Linked DNA regions of Homo sapiens: region 1 is linked to region 2. The links are chromatin loops, found by intact Hi-C in ENCODE. Cell type or tissue: K562. All regions are shown on one strand. Each heading gives the region's core, and the rest is flanking DNA. Links, peaks and the distances in the headings are about the cores only. Region 1 has its middle 14 kb from the start of WFDC8. Region 2 overlaps WFDC3 (WAP four-disulfide core domain 3).

The links. Hi-C counts contacts between places; a loop is a spot of excess contacts. Peaks named below come from ENCODE experiments on the same cell type or tissue, not always from the same donor. Only the 100,000 strongest peaks of a DNase experiment are listed, where the experiment ranks them.
Region 1: it touches region 2 in a loop (11-fold over the local background); 24 of 110 quality-filtered maps call a loop at or near these places.

What each region holds. Positions count from the first base shown.
Region 1 is chr20:45,588,759-45,597,094 of GRCh38, forward strand. No RefSeq gene overlaps it. Among named protein-coding and RNA genes, the nearest start is that of WFDC8, 14 kb to the left of the region's middle. In K562, for the core only: a CTCF peak has its summit at 4,010 (motif pointing right); a DNase peak (open chromatin) is centred at 4,043.
Region 2 is chr20:45,766,391-45,774,726 of GRCh38, forward strand. It overlaps WFDC3 (WAP four-disulfide core domain 3), which reads right to left. Exons shown (of 7, transcript NM_080614.2): 7 at 7,823-8,054. The coding sequence ends at 8,038. LOC124904915 (a long non-coding RNA gene) reads left to right here. Exons shown (of 2, transcript XR_007067610.1): 2 at 1-1,190. Among named protein-coding and RNA genes, the nearest start is that of WFDC3, 21 kb to the right of the region's middle. RefSeq lists enhancers at 1-207, 4,677-5,270, 5,271-5,863. In K562, for the core only: a CTCF peak has its summit at 4,953 (motif pointing left); a DNase peak (open chromatin) is centred at 4,951; H3K27me3 peaks cover 520 bases.

The sequences.
Region 1 (8,336 bases), core at 321-8,320, 180 kb before region 2:
AGTTTTGGCTTTGATAAAATTGAGGAGTATATGAGCAGTAACACCCAGGAGGGTGTTTCTCACTATTATCAGCCCCTCCAATGCTCCAGGACCCACTCCATTGATTTCCCTTCTTCCTCTCCCCAGCGCAAGGATCTGGGTGGTTTTCTTTGTTGTTGTTGTTGTTGTTGTTGTTGGCTTCTGGAGTAAAGTTCCAGTCCCCAATCATCCTCCCTTCAACAACTCAGCTGCTATGACGTCACCTCTATGGAATTTAAACTCACAGAACCTGAGTTCAATTCTTAGAGCAACTAGTTCTGAGGCACTTTCTAGTCCCCCATTTTACAGGATGGGAAGAATTGAATCTCAAAGTAGGGAAAAAACTTTCCTTCCACCTTCACCTCTCCACTTCTGGCTGAAATGGCCCTGAAAGACTCAGCTCTTCCCTACCCATATTCATCATGCAATATCTACTCACCACCTTACCTTCAATTCTTCTGAAGATTTCACTTTTGTTATCCCAGTGGCTCCAAACTTCTCTCCATCAAGCATGCATTTTATTTCTCCTTTTTATGCCCAATGTTTTGAAATACTCAATCCTAATAAAAGGGCATGTTTCAAGAAATAATTAGTAGTCCTTTCCCAATTTGGTGTTCCTCTTTGGAACTCTTAACTGAGGACATAAACTCCTAAGTTTATGTCCTCCTCAGTTTATGAGCTAGGAACCCTCCATGCAGGCTCTGAACCTGGTGGAGCTCTTCCTTGGTAAGTGTCCTCCTAGACAAAAACTCAGTGAGGCCACCACTGTCCCCCAAACACAGATAAAAACATTGCATTACTTGCAGCATCAGGAGATCCTCAAGCCTGAGAATTAAACATTTAGTTTTCTTCAGGGATTCTGACTTTTTTAAAAAGCTGTGTTTTTATGTTGCCAGCCCCTGGCACCTCTCTGCAATAGGACTGTAAAAGTCTTTTTGTTTTCCACCCACTCTTCATTTTGAAGCCCAGCCAGAATACATACAGTAATCTGAAAATTCCATTACAGGAAAAAACTCTTTCTTTCCATTCTCCTGACACTGGCAGAACCACAATGCCAAGGAGTATCAGCAATTTGGACATCTGAGTAAAGCTGGCAGGAGACTCAGGATTTTACCAGGCTCTGCTGGGGGTAGAAAAGGGTTCCAGATGAGGAGTTTGGAGAATGTGTGACTCGACTCTCACTACCTTATCTGGTTCTGCCTCCTCCACTCCTCTGGCCATCACTCCCTGGGTGGGCACTGGCTTCTCACAAAGTACTTCCTTTTTCTTATAGCTCATACACCTCTCATTGCAGAAATAAATTCTCCACACTTTTTTTTAATTTTTGAAATTTGAAAAATATACATTTGAAAAACAGAAAAGAACAAAGAGAAGTAATGAGATAGTAGTTATTCCTTACCTAGAGATAATAACTGTTGATAATTTACTACGTGTCCAGATTTTTTTACTGTATCAATACATATATCATCTGAATTTATATCTAATCTTTACCTCTACTCATATATAATCTATATATATGTGTTTTTCATCAAATATGCCTCAGATTATACATGCTGTTTCTAACTTTTTTCATTTAATCAAATATTGCAGAAATAATTTATTTTCTATAAAATGATTTTGGGAGCAAGTACTGTTTTCTTTATGTATACTGCACACAAGTGCATAAATCATTAGTGGATTTTTACTACATACATACCCATCTAGACACCACCCAGATTAAGAAAGAGATCATCAGATAATATTCCTCTTCTCTCATCCAAGAAAAGGTCATCGCTATTTTAAATTTTATCACCATCAATTAGACTTGCCTATTTTAAACTTTATATAAATGGAATAATACAGTGTGTATTATTTTGTGTCTGGCTTCTTTTGCTCAACATCATGTTTGGAAAGTCCGTCTATATTGTGGATGTTGTTCATTCAATTTCATTGTTATATAATATTCCATTGAATGAATATAATATTTAATCCATTCCACTTTTGATAGATATTTGGATTGTATCCAAGTTAGAGTCTTATGAATGTTTCTATGACCACTTTTATATATGGCACTGGGCATACATATAGATATTCCTGTTGGGTATATACCTAGAAGTGGAATTTTTGGGTCATAGGATATGCATATGTTCAGTTTTAGGAGATCTGCCAAACAGTTTTCCAAATTGGTTATATCAGTATACATTCTCATCAGCAGAATATGAGACTTCCAGTGATGCTGATTTTTCTGCAACATTTAGGTTTCTTAAAAACTTTTTTTTTTTTTTTAGATGGAGTCTTGCTTTGTTGCCCAGGCTGGAGTGCAGTGGCGTGATCTTGGCTCACTGCAAGCTCCACCTCCCGGGTTCACGCCATTCTCCTGCCTCAGCCTCCCAAGTAGCTGGGACTACAGGCACCCACCACCACACCTGGCTAATTTTTTGTATTTTTAGTAGAGACAGGGTTTCACCGTGTTAGCCAGGATGGTCTCGATCTCCTGACCTCGTGGTGCACCCGCCTCGGCCTCCCAAAGTGCTGGGATTACAGGCATGAGCCACCGCGCCCTGCCTTAAAAAATCTTTTTCATTTTAGCCCTTCTGTTATGTGTGTGTTTTGTGATTTGAATTTGCATTTTCCTGATAACTAATCAAGTTGGGCACCTTTTTATTACCTTTTATTGAACATTTGGATATTGTCTTTTATAAATTGGCTGGTTGAATCTTTTTGCTCATTTTTCAATTTTATGCCCTTTTCTTATTTATTACACATTCTTATATACCCTGGATATGAGTCCCTTGATAAATATGTATATTACAAATATCTTCTCTCACTCTGTAATTTGCTTTTTCACTCTCTTTTATTTTTTAATAAACAGAAATTATTATTTTAATGTAGTTCAATTTATCCATCTTTTCCCCTATGGTTAGTATTTTTGTTTCCCATTTAAGAAGGATTTCCTGCCCCAAAGTTATGAAGATATTCTTCTGTGTTATCTTCTAGCATCTTACGTTATATTTTTGACATTTAAATCTATAGTGTAACTTACAGATTTAAATATATACTTTAATGTATGTTTTTACTTCATTCACTTTTTTCTTTTTATTATTTTCTTCCTTCTAACTTCCACTGTGATTTTTATTTCTTTTTTTTTGTTCTGCCAATTTTTGCTTAATATATTTGATGCCGTATTACTAGATAAATCACATTTCAAACTACTATTTGTTTGTGGTGGATTGACAATTTCATCATCATGAAATGTCCAGTTTTATCTTTAATAATGCTTCTTGCTTTAAAGGCTACTTTGTCTGATATTAACATATTCATACTCACAGTCTTTTGTTAGCATTTGCATAGTATACTTGCTTACATCCTTCAACTTTCAAACCTTAAGGTAGATCTTTCAAACCTTATATTTAAGATAGATGTCTTAAGCTGCATTCGTTTTGTTTATTCACTCTGACAGTCTTTGTCTTTTATTTGTAATATTAGGTCTGTTTGTATTTAATGCAATAAATGATATATTTGGGTTTGTATCAACCAATTACTATGCAATTTCTATTGTCCAACAGCTGTTCTATTTTTCTTTTTATCCTTCTTGCACTTTGGATTAATCAAGCTTTTTTCCTATAATTTCATTAACACTGCCCCCCTCATTGACTTGTTAGTTAGTTATTCTCTTACATTACAAAATTCATCTTGGACTTATTAGGGTATAAAATAAAATTTGCATCCCAGGCAATGCAAAAATTTTCAAACATTTTACCTCCAAGTACTCACATCTTTTGTGTTTTTTTTTAATGTACCATAATTCTACATAAATCTAAATTCCATGGAAATTACTATTGACTGTATAATCAATAGTAACTTAAATAAAGATATCTCGGTTTTGGCCCTGTTGATGTTTTGGGCCATATAATTATTTGTTGTAAAAGGCTGTTCCACGCATTACGGATGTTTAGCAGCATCCTTGGTCTCTATCCACTAGATGTCAGTAGCACCAACCCCCAAGTTGTGACAATTAAAAATGTCTTCAAACATTGCCAAATGTCCCCTAGTGGGCACAATTGTCCTGACTTGGGAACCACAGATTAGATTTACCCACATATTTTCCCTTTCTGTTTTTCTTCATTCCTTCTTCCATTTTCTTGTTCATCATTTGCCTGCATAAATCTCTGATATTTCATTTCTTTTCTTTTCTTTTTTTTTTTTTTTGAGATAGAGTCTCACTCACCCAGGCTGGAGAGCAGTGGCGTGATCCTGGCTCACTGCAACCTCCATCTCCTGGGTTCAAGCAATTCTCCTGCCTCATCCTCCCATGTAGCTGGGACTACAAGCATGTGCCACCACACCTAGCTAATTTTTGTATTTTTAGTAGAGACGAGGTTTCACCATGTTGGCCAGGCTGGTCTTGAACTCCTGACCTCAAGTGATACACCCTCCTTGGCCTCCCAAAGTGCTGGGATTGCAGGTGTGAGCCACTGTGCCTGGCCTGATATTTCTTTCCATGTGAAAGTGCTGGTGATGAATTTTCTCAGTCTTTCTCTGAAAATACCTTAGTTCTGGTCTTATTTTTGAAAGATTTTTTTCTTAGGTATAGAATTCTAGGTTAGCATTATTTTCCATCAGCAAGTTGAAGATATCATTCCATTGTCTTCTCCCTTTCATTATTTCCATTGGGAAGACAGCTATCAGTATTACTGTTATTCTTAAAAAGGCATGTCTTTTTTTCTGTCAGATTTTAAGATTTTTCTCTTTGCTTTGGCTTCAAGTAAAATTAAAACAGATATACCTACATATGGTTTTACTGTGATGTGCCTAGGTGTTCACTGGTCTCAGGCGGCTTCTTTAATATGTAGCTTGATGTCTTATATCAGTTTACCAAATTCTCAGCCATTTTCCCTTTCTTTGCTCTATTCTGTCTTTCTTCTCCTTCTGCATCTCCAATTACACATATGTTAGTTCTCTCACTATATGCTATATGTCACATTCATTCTTTTCTATACTTTCTAGTATTATTTTCCTCTCCCTGTTTTAGTCTGGATATGTTCTGCTAACTTATCTTTCAGTTTGATCAACCTCTCTTCAGCTGGGTCCAGGCTTCTCTAAATAGCATACACTGATTATTTTATTTTTATCATTGTATTTTTATTTTTGGGATTTTGATTATTTTCTTTTTTATTATAATGAGTCTCTTGAATACAGCACACAGGTGGATTTTGACTCTATCTGGCTTGCCACTCTGTGTCCTTAAATTGGGGGCATTTAACCCATTTACATTTAAAGTTAATATTGTTATGTGTGAATTGTATCCTGATATCATGATGCCTGTTGGTTATTTTGCAGACCTGTTTATGCATTTGCTTCATAGTGTCACTCATCTGTGTGTTTCAGTGTGTTTTTTGTAGCGGCTGGTATTGGTTTTTCCTTCCATGTTTAGTGCTTCCTTCAGAAGCTCTTGGAAGGCAGACCTGGTGGTGACAAATTCCCTCAGCATTTGCTGTCTGAAAAAGATTTTATTTCTCCTTCACTTAGGAAGCTCAGCTGGGCCAAATATTAAATTCTAGGTTGGAAATTATTTGCTTTAAGGGTGTTTAAAATTGGCCCCCGATCTCTTCTGGCTTGTAGGGTTTCTGCTGAGATGTCTGCTGTTAGTCTGATGGGCTTCCCTTTACAGGTAACCTGGTCCTTCTCTCTGGCTGCCCTTAACATTTTTTTTTTCATTTTGACCTTGTAGAATCTGATGATTATGTGTCAGGGCTGATCTTCTCATGGAGTATTTTACTGGGGTTCTCTGGATTTCCTGAGTTTGAATGTTGGCCTGTCTTGCTAGGTTGGGTGAGTTTTCCTGGATGATACACTGAAGTGTATTTTCCTACTTGGTTTCATTCTCCCAGTCTCTTTCAGGTACCCCATCATTTCTAGGTTCAGTCTTTTAACATAGTCCCATAGTTCTTGGAGGTTTTGTTCATTCCTTTTCATTCTTTTTTTCTCTAATCTTGTCTGCCTGCCTTATTTCAGCAAGATAGTCTTCAAGCTCTGATATCCTTTCTTCCACTTGGTCTATTCAGCTATTGATACTTGTGTTTGCATTATGAAGTTCTCATGTTGTGTTTTTCAGCTCCATCAGATCATTTATGTTCCTCTCTAAAGTGGTGATTCTGATTAACAGCACCTGTGATGTTTTATCATAGTTCTTAGCTTCTTTGCTGTGAGTTAGAACATAATCCTTTAGCTTGGTGAAGTTCTTTATTACCCATCTTCCTAAGCCTACTTCTGTCAATTCATCCATCTCAGTCTCAGCCCATTTCTGTGCCCTTGCTAGAGAGGTGTTGCAACTCTCTGAAGGAGAAGAGGCACTCTGGCTTTTTGAGTTTTCAGCATTTTTTCTCATCTTCATGGGTTTATCTACCTTTGATCTTTGAGGCTGCTGACATTTGAATGGAGTTTTTTATGGTGCCTTTTTCATTGATGCTGTTGCATTCTGTTTGCTTTTATTTTAGCAGTCAGGCTCCTCTTCTGCAGGGCTGCTGCAGTTTGCTTGTGGTCCACTCCAGTTCCTATTTGCCTGGGTCCCTCCCATCCCTGGAGTTATCACCAGTGGAGGCTGCAGACCAGCAAAGATGCCAAGCTGCTCCTTCCTCTGAGAGCTCTGTCTTAGAGGGGCACTGGCCTGACGCCAGCTGAAACACTCCTGCATGAGGTGTGTGGAGACTCCTGTTGAGAGGTCTCACTTAGTCAGCAGGAGCAGGGTCAGAGACCTGCTTAAATAAGCAGAGTTTCTGCCCCTTGAAGGGTGTGCCACACTGGGGGAATCACCCTCATCTGGGCTGCCCTGACTCTCCAGAGCCAGTAGGCAGAAAAGACAGATCATTGATCCACAATACCACAGCTGTCCCTCCTCCTAGGAGGTCCTCTCAGGGTTATCAGTGCCCCATCCATAAACCCCTGGCTGGGGATACTGAGATTCCCACTGGGAGGCCCCAACCAGCACTTTGGGAGGCCAAGGCAGGCAGATCACTTGAGGTGAGGAGTTGAAGACCAACCTGGCTAACATGGCGAAACCCCATCTCTACTAAATATACAAAAATTAGCCAGACATGGTGGCATGCACGTGTAATCCCAGCTACTTGGGAGGCTGAGGCATGAGAATTGCCTGAACCTGGGAGGTAGAGGTTGCAGTGAGCTGAGATCGTGCCACTGCACTCCAGCCTGGACGACAGAGTGAGACTCCGTCTCAAAAATAAATAAATTAACCCTAATGAATAAAGCTTTAATTGTGGGGCATTCAGATAATGGAAAATTGTCCTTAGTTAGGGGGGACTTCTGAAAGCCCTTCTCATTTTGTCCCTGTTGACACAAGCAACATTGCCTTTGCTTGGCATGAAACCCAGCAGCAGGGCCTAGGCACAGAGATCAGCTCCCTAACTATTCTGTTGATGCAACAGCATCACTGGATGTCTCATATCTGAGATACTGCTGATCTGTTCTCCTCTTGGTTTGGGCACAAACCATGCAGATGGGACATTAGTGATGTTCCGATGATGCAGTGTCCCAGGTAGCAAAAGCAATAAGGCAGAGGTTGATCCGAGTGAGGGTAGGAATAGGGCATGGAGTGATGCTCTGGATTCTTGGCCTCTGCACTTAGCACAAAGGAGGAGTGTCTGGAGCAGACTGACAAGGAACAAAATAGTTCCAGGAGACAGGTGCCATGCTGCTGCTTATTTGGGTTGAAACACACCAGCCTAGATTAGTGTTTCTTTGAACAACTATTAATAATATTTGTTGCTTGGAACAATAGTTGTTAGTTGTAACTAATAAATCTATTGCTTACCCCTGCTATACCCATGGGATACACCCCACCCCACCTTCATCTATCCATTACAAAAAAACTCCTGTGTTCCCACAGAAGTCAAAACAGATATTTCCCCCCCTGGGGAATGCTCCTGATAAAATCCACAGTACTGCAGATGGAGGGCTCCTAGACTTAAAAAGACTCTTCAGGGCACTATGTGAAAATAGAAGAGATCCTCTGACTTGAGACAGAGCAAGAACCTATGGGGAAATTCTAGACTCCAGAAAAGAATCCAGACCTTTTATATCCATTATAAGAGGGAGCAAAAGGAAAAAAGAAAGTACAGAAATTCCAAATTGAACACCAAGTTCACAGTCCAGTGTGATGTCAGAACTGGGGACCAGGCAGAGCACATGATGTCAAAGTAGGAAAACAGGATTTCATTCCTTCTCTTCTTCCCTCTCTGTCAGGGTCCAGAGAGAGCCTGGGCTGGGTCTATTTTCTCCAGGATAAAAATATATATACACTCAAAAGTGTCCCAATTCCTTCT
Region 2 (8,336 bases), core at 194-8,193:
GTTCATTATTTGGGACCCTGATGTTCTGGGCCATCAGGTGGGGCAGGTTTGCTCTGGTTTTGAGTTTCAGTGCTAAGAAGGAAGAGGAAAACGAGAGAGAAGAGATTGAGTTGTTTATATTATCTGGCCTCAGGTGAGAGAGTACTGGAATGAGAAGCCTATGTTTAAAGGAAAAAAATATTAAAACTGGGAAAGTATTGAACATGGAAAGATGTAACCTATACAATGAAGTACAGCACAATGGAAGAACCTAAAAATTAAAACCAAGAATACATATATATATTTCTTGATATATATATCAAGAAATAGCAATCTATCTGCAAGCCGAAAAGTGTTGCAGAAGGAATGGAGGCTTTGTCATCGAATACACCTGCTGGTTTAACCAAACTAAGATTGAAAGTAAAAACCTTAGCCTGGGAAACATAGCGAGACCCCATCTCTACAAAAACTGAAAAAAATAGCCAGGTGTGGTGGTGCATGCCTGTGGTCCCAGCTACTTCGGAGGCTGAGGTAGAAGGATTGCTTGAGCCCAGGAAGTCGAGGCAGCAGTGGGCCGTGTTTGAGCCACTGCACTCCAGCCTGGGTGACAGAGTAAGACCCTGTCTCAGAAAAAAAAAAAGAAAGAATGTAAAAGCGTTTGAAGCCATTTGGCAAAGATCATGGAAAACAGGGCAAGCAATAGCTACAGAGTTCCAGAGCCATGTTAAATTAATAAATAAGTAAATATTTAAACATTGAATACCTTAACAATTAAAAATCATATCTATCTATTATATTGTTGAATGACAAAAGCCTATTACAGGATGATTCTACCTATATCGACATTTGCATATATGCATAAAGCAAGTCTGGAAGGACCTTCACAAGCATGTTAACAATGGTCACCTATGGGTAGGGAGATCTTCTTTGAATTTTTTTTTTTTTTTTTTTGGTGCATTAGCGATCTTGATGGTTTCAAATGTCATCACCAGGGAATGATAAACGCTGGGGCCTACTTAGGGTGGAGGGCAATAGGAGAGTGAAGATTGAAAAACTACCTATCTGATATTATGCTGATTACCTGGGTGACAAAATTTTCTGTACACCAAATCCCCAAGACACACAATTAGTGCGTGTAACAAACCTGCATATGAATCCCTTTAAAGTAAAATACAAGTTGAAAGGAAAAAAATAAAACCTCTTCAATCATCTTTCAGATAGCAATTTTTTTCATTGCTTCTTCAGTGTACATAAATATTCTTTTACATCATTCACACTTCTTTGAACTTTTCTGTACTGTTTAAATATCGCAATAATGTTTATGCATCCTATTTTAAAAACAACAACAACAAATTAAAAAATAAAAAGGAGAAGGAGGAAGGTGAGGAGGAGAAAAAGAATAACAAAAAAGACTTGTGATCCTAAGCATATAGACAGCTCAGAAATTGCAGGAAAGCTGAAAAAGAAAAACAAGAGAAAGGTAAAGGAAGAATGATCATTAATAATATTACTAAATTGGGCCAGGCACAGTGGCTCACGCCTGTAATCCCAGCACTTTGGGAGGCCGAGGCTGGTGGATCATTTAAGGTCAGGCGTTCGAGACCAGCCTGGCCAACATGGTGAAACCCTGTCTCTACTAAAAATACAAAAATTAGCTGGGCGTGGTGGCTAATGGTGGGTGTAATCCCAGCTACTTGTGAGGCCAAGGCTGGAGAATTGCTTGAACCCAGGGAGCAGAGGTTGCAATGAGCCAAGAGCACACCATTGCACTCCAGCCTGGGCGACAAGTCTCTGTCTCAAAAAAAAAAAAAAAAATTACTGAATTGGGCTACAGATTCTTAGAGCTGCTGATGGGACTTTCATGAACTTCTAATTCAGAGATCCCCAAACCAGACCACACATTAGAATTCCCTGAGGGCTTTTTTTAAATATTGCTCTGAATAAACACATAAACAAGCAGTTCCCTTGGCCCAACCCATCTTTGACCTACTGAATCAAAATATCTGGAATGGGATTGGGGAATCTGCACATTGACCAGCCCGTGCAAGGATCTAAAACCAGCCCCTGGCAACCACTAATGTACTTCTGTCTCTACGAATTTGCCTATTCTAGATGTTCCATATAAATGGAATTATATGGCCTTTTGTGACTGGCTTCTGTCACTTAGCATGTTTTCAAGGTCCATTCATGTTATAGAATGTATTGGTACTTCATTCCTTTTTATGGCTGAATTAATATTTCATTGTATTGATATACCACATTTTGTCTCTCCATTCACCAGTTGATAGATATTTGAGTTGCTTCCACCTGTTGGCTATTGTCCACCTGTTTCTATTTCTATGAACATTTGTTCACAAGTTTTTGCTTGAACATCTAGGGGTTTTGTTTGTTTGGTTTTGGTTTGGGTTTTTTGTTTTTTGTTTTTTGTTTTTTCAGAGATAGGGTCTGTCACCTAGGCAGGAGTGCAGTGGCACCTTCTTAGCTCACTGCAGCCTTGTATTCCTGGGCTCAACTAATCCTCCCACCTCAGCCTCTTGAGTAGCTAGAACTACAGTTATGATGCCACCACACCCTGGTTATTTTTTTAATTTTTCTGTAGAGACAAGGGTCTCACTATGTTGCCCAGGCTGGTGTTAAACTCATGTTCTCAAGCGATCCTTCCACCCCAGCTTCCCAAAGTACTGGGGTTACAGGTGTGAGCCATCACACTTGGCCATTGGATACCTGTTTTTAGTTCTTTTGGGTATATACCTAAGAGTGAAATTGCTGGGTCATATGGTAATTCCACATTTAACTTATTGAGAAACCATCAAACTTTTTAGGGTTTTTTTTTTTTTGAGACGGGGTCTTGCTCTGTTGCCCAGGCCAGAGTGCAGTGGCACAATCATAGCCCCCTGCAGCCTCAATCTCCTGAGCTCCAGTGATCCTCCCACCTCAGCCTCCCAAGTAGCTGGGACTATAAGCACATGTCACTACACCTGACTGACTTTTTTTTTTTTTTTTTAAGTAGAGACAAGATTTTGCTATGTTGCTCAGGCTGGTCTTGAACTCCTGAGCTCAAGCAGTCCTCCCACCTCAGTCTCCCAAAGTGCTGAGATTACAGGCATGAGCCACTGTGCCCAGACCACTGTTTAGTTTTTTAATGTGGCTACTAAAAAACTTGAAATTACATACATGGCTTGCATTATGTTTCTGTGAAAGAGTGCTGCTCTGGATGCTTCTTTCTGCCCAAGTATTCTACTGGAACTTACCTCTCATTTACCTTTGCCCTCACCTGCTTCCAAACAAGACTCAAGGAGGAACTTAATACTATAAAACAGCCAGGTGCAGTGGCTCACGCCTGTAACCCCAGCACTTTGAGAGGCCAAGGCAGGTGGATCATTTGAGGCCAGGAGTTCGAGACCAGCCTGGCCAACTTGGTGAAACCCTGTCTCTACAAAAAATACAAAAATTAGCTGGGCATGGTGGTGCGCATCTGTAGTCCCAGCTACTTAGGGAGCTGAAGCAGGAGGATCACTTGAACCTGGGAGGTCGAGGCTGCAGTGAGCATGATTGCACCACTGCACTCCAGCTTGGGAGACAGAGTGAGACCCTGTCACAAAAAACAACAACAGAAAATAAAATACTACAAAACAAGTTACATGAAAATGAAAGTCTTTAAACCAAGAGTGAAAAAAGGTAGGGGATCCAGGCGCAGTGGCTCACACCTGTAATCCCAACACTTTGGGAGGCCAAGGCATGCAGATCATGAGATCAAGAGATCAAGACCATCCTGGCCAACATGGTGAAACCCCATTTCTACTAAAACTACAAAAGTTAGCTGGGTGTGGTGGTGGGCGCCTGTAGTCTCACCTACTCAGGAGGCTGAGGCAGGAGAATCGCTTGAACCTGGAAGGTGGAGGTTGCAGTGAGCCAAGATTGCACCACTGCACTCCAGCCTGGTGACAGAGCCAGACTCTGTCTCAAAAAAAAAAAAAAAAAAGGTGGGGGAGGACAAGTAATAAAAGAGGGTGGCAAGAAGGATCGATTTTGTCAGAGAAACTGAATAACAACAGCTAACATTTATTGAGTGTGTGCTTTGTGCCAGGCTCTGCTAAGTGCTTTCTTTATAATCTTTTTTTTTTTAGACGGAGTCTCCCTCTGTGGCCTAGGCTGGAGTGCAGTGGCACGATCTCAGCTCACTGCAGCCTCCAAATCCTGGGTTCAAGCAAGTCTCCTGCTTCAGCCTCCCGAGTAGCTGGGACTACAGGCGTCCACCACCATGCCCAGCTAATTTTTGTATTTTTAGTAGAGACGAGGTTTCACCATGTTGGCCAGGGTGGTCTCAAACTCCTGGCCTCAGGTGGTCGACCCACCTCGGCCTCCCAAAGTGCTGGGATTACAGGTGTGAGCCACTGCACCTGGCCAGTGCTTTCTTTATAATGGACTCTTCACACCAATTCTATGAGGTAGGCAGTGTGGTAATGTTATTATACACACAAAGCTGATAAGCAGCACAAGATTATAGATTCAGACCCAGGCCTTACTCCGAAACCTGAGCTCTTGGCACCCTGGTAGCCAATGCGAAGATGGAAACATCAGCTCTAGAAAGCCCCTACCACAGAGTCTGGAAAGACAGACGATGCCCAGTAAGTTATTTCCCTGCCCATTCTCACACTAACTCAGAGGGAGAAACTTTTTCTTGATCTTGAGCTCCACAGGGAATTTGACCCTGTGGCTTTGTACAAGAAACACTAATACGACATAGTGGGTAATGTCCCCCATATCAATGTTACCAGAAATGAAGCAGCATGCCACATCATATGAAAACAGAGGGCATAATGTTAGGTCTTAATTTATTAAGTGCAGTTCAGTCGGGATCCAGGAGCTTAGACAGCTGATAGCAAGCTTTCACTTTATCTTTTAGAATGCCCTTTTGCCCTTTTGAGTCTCTTGCCTGGAAATGGTCTATGACAGACCTCTGCTGCCCTCTGGTGGGCAGAGCATGAAGCACCCAGCAAAGAATTCTTTCCAGTCACATGGCCTCTTCTTTGTTTATATTGCTGAATCTGTGGGAAGCTGGGCTTCTCCACACAATCCCTTGAGGAGAAGGCTTAACTTGTATATGAAAGGAAAGACACCTCTCCCAACTCAAGAGCAACCCACTGCCAGGATACGCTCTGGGCCTCCTGCCTTCCTCACCCCACTTACACGCCTTACCAATAACATCATGCCCCCACGGGAGCAGTGGAGGCTGCAGGGGCCCATGGTATTGCTGGGGCCAAGGGCACATATGGAGTCTGAGATTTCTACAACCAGATGGTCAAGAAGCAGGGTGGAGAAGGGAGGAGCTGCGTGGTTCTGGTCAAAGAACAAGTCTTTCTCAGCCTACACTGGAGCCCCAGACATTCCTGCCCACGATGAGGAAGCTGAGGAGCAGGGCGGGGGAGAAGGGTGGCTTTTCAACCTGGTCAGAGGCTAATTTCGGGGTGCAAGGTGAGAGAGTAGGATCACGGTCCACTGAGACCTGCTCCTGGGTCATTTCCACCCCAGGACCAAGGCTGAAATGGACTTAAACCCTGAGGAAGGAAAGGTTCTAATGGCTTCTTTAGTTCAGGGTCCAACAGTAGAGAAAGCTGCCCAGAAAGACCTGGGGGTGGGAATTTGGCCCCAGCTCAGCCTTTAACCGCCAGCTTTCAAATTTAACCCTTCAGCACTCTCTCTCATCTCTATCTCTCTCTCATCTCCATCTCTATCTCTCTATACATCTATCTATCTCTCTATCTCTCTCGACGTTGCTACCTGTAAGCAGGTCAGCAGCTCCCTCTGGAAAGGGTGAGCCTCCAGACGAGGAGGAAAGGTCTGCAAGGAGCAGCTCTCCCATTGCTCAGCCTGAGCTGTGCCTGGGGCTCACACCTGTCTCTCCAGTCCCACTCTCCACCCTGACAGAACATCATTCTGCAATATGAGAGGATTCCCAGACTGTTGTTTTTCATTGAAAGTTCTACCATACTGATGATTTTTTTTTTTTTTTTTTTTTTTGAGATGGAGTTTCGCTCTTGTCGCCCGGGCTGGAGTGCAATGGCAGGATCTCGGCTCACTTGGAACTTCCACCTCCCAGGTTCAAGCAATTCTCCTGCCTCAGCCTCCTGAGTAGCTGGGATTACAGGCGTGCACCACCAAGCCTGGCTAATTTTTGTATTTTTAGTAGAGACGGGGTTTCACCATGTTGGTCAGGCTGGTCTTGAACTCCTGACCTCAAGTGATCTGCCTGCCTTGGCCTCCGAAAATGTTGGGATTACAGGCGTGAGCCACTGCACCCGACCACTGCTGAGTGTCTGTGCCTTCTCCCCCTTGTTTTCATCCTGGCATGTGAAATTCTGGTTTCTACCTGGTTCAGAACATTTATCTCTTTTCAGTACAGTAGACATGTCAATGTTGCCTGATCTGAAAAAGAGTGGCTGGCATGAACCTCGCAGTGGCCAACCCAGAAACATCCATGACTCCAGGATCATGTTGCAGGGAACTGGGAAGGGCCAGTGTCTGTGTGATGGGCTGCTGAACATTTTGGCAGATCCCTCTTCCACTGTTTTATCATTTTGTTGTTTATTTAAAAACTCGAATACATGCACATAGTTTTTTTAAAAATCATTATATCATCACACCACCACACCCGGCTAATTTTTGTATTTTTAGTAGAGACAGGGTTTCTACTAAAACAGTCAAAGGCACAGCTACTCAGAAGGCTGAGGTAAGAGAATTGCTTGAGCCCAGGAGGCGGAGGTTGCAGTGAGCGGAGATCGTGCCACTGCACTCCAGCCTAGGCGACAGAGCAAGATTTCGTCTCAAAAAAAAAAAAAGATAACTAGTTAAATAAATTACCCATTTCATAGAGTTCTATTAAAAGAATATACGTGATGACATGAAAGATCTCCAAGATACACAATATAATCCATTTCATATAAATAAAAAACATAACTTTAAAAAATTATCTTGGTCCCAAGAACCTAGGGATATCCCCTCCCTAAAATAAAGCTACCTGGAGGGGACAAACTGCCTGTCTTGGAGCCAAGGGCTGGCCCTCAAGGAAGGAGGTCCAAGGTGGGAACATTCCAACATCTATAAGAAACTAGCCACTCGGCTGGGCACAGTGGCTGACGCCTGTAATCCCAGCACTTTGGGAGGCCAAGGCAGGCAGATCACCTGAGGTCAGGAGTTCAAGATAAGCCTGGCCATCATGGTGAAACCCCGTCTCTACTAAAAATACAAAAATTAGTCAGGCATGGTAGCGCGCCTGTAGTCCCAGCTACTCGGGAGACTGAGGCAGGAGAATCACTTGAACCTGAGAGGCAGAGGTTGCAGTGAGCCAAGATTGCGCCACTGCACTCCAGCCTGGGCAACAGAGTGAGACTACATCTCAAAAAAAAAAAAAAACTAGCCACTCACCCTTGTTCCACCCTCAACCCACATTCTCCAATAAAAGAAAGAAGGTCAGCAGGTCTAAAAGAGACTGACCTCCACCCCCACCAGGGCTTGAGAAAGACATCTATGGCAAGTCACTCTCAGTTTAGTTTCCACCCTCAACCCACATTCTCCAATAAAAGAAAGAAGGTCAGCAGGTCTAAAAGAGACTGACCTCCACCCCCACCAGGGCTTGAGAAAGACATCTATGGCAAGTCACTCTCAGTTTAGTTTCCACCCATCTCTTCCCTAGCCACACCCAACCAAAACCCATTTTCAGTGTCCTCACAAAGAATGGATTACCCATCTGTCCTAAATATGTAAATCGTACAATCCCACAGGCACACACATACCCTCTAGCTCTCCCATATCATCTGAGCCCTCAAATAGCACAAACAAGAGGTCAGCACCAGCCTTTATCGGGAAAGAGAAGCACCACACACCCACTACCCAATCCAGGGCTATTTCCCATGCTCTGGTCAGCGGCAGGAGGAGAAGCAGAGCAGAGAGGGCCATGAGTGCCCCTGGAAATGTCACAAGCCCCAGGATGTCACCCTCTCTTGACTGCCAGGAAAAGCTTCCAGAATTACCAAAGAAGCTCCAGACAAATCAGCACAGCTAGGGCACCGGGATCTCTGCAAGTAGAAGAAACATCAAGTCACAGCTGTGCCCTCCTGGCTTCAGCTACCTGAAATGTTTTCCCTCCACCCTAGGAAAGCTTGGCCTATATTGCTCTCAAAAGTCTTAAATAGCTCCTTGCTTCCCAGACAATCCAATCCAAACTGGCACTGAAGGCTCTTATTATTCAGATGTCAACCTTGTATCTCCTGTTATAAAAAACTGGAATTATGGTCGGGCACAGTGGCTCATGCCTGTAATCCCAGCACTTTGGGAGGCCAAGGTGGGTGGATAACCTG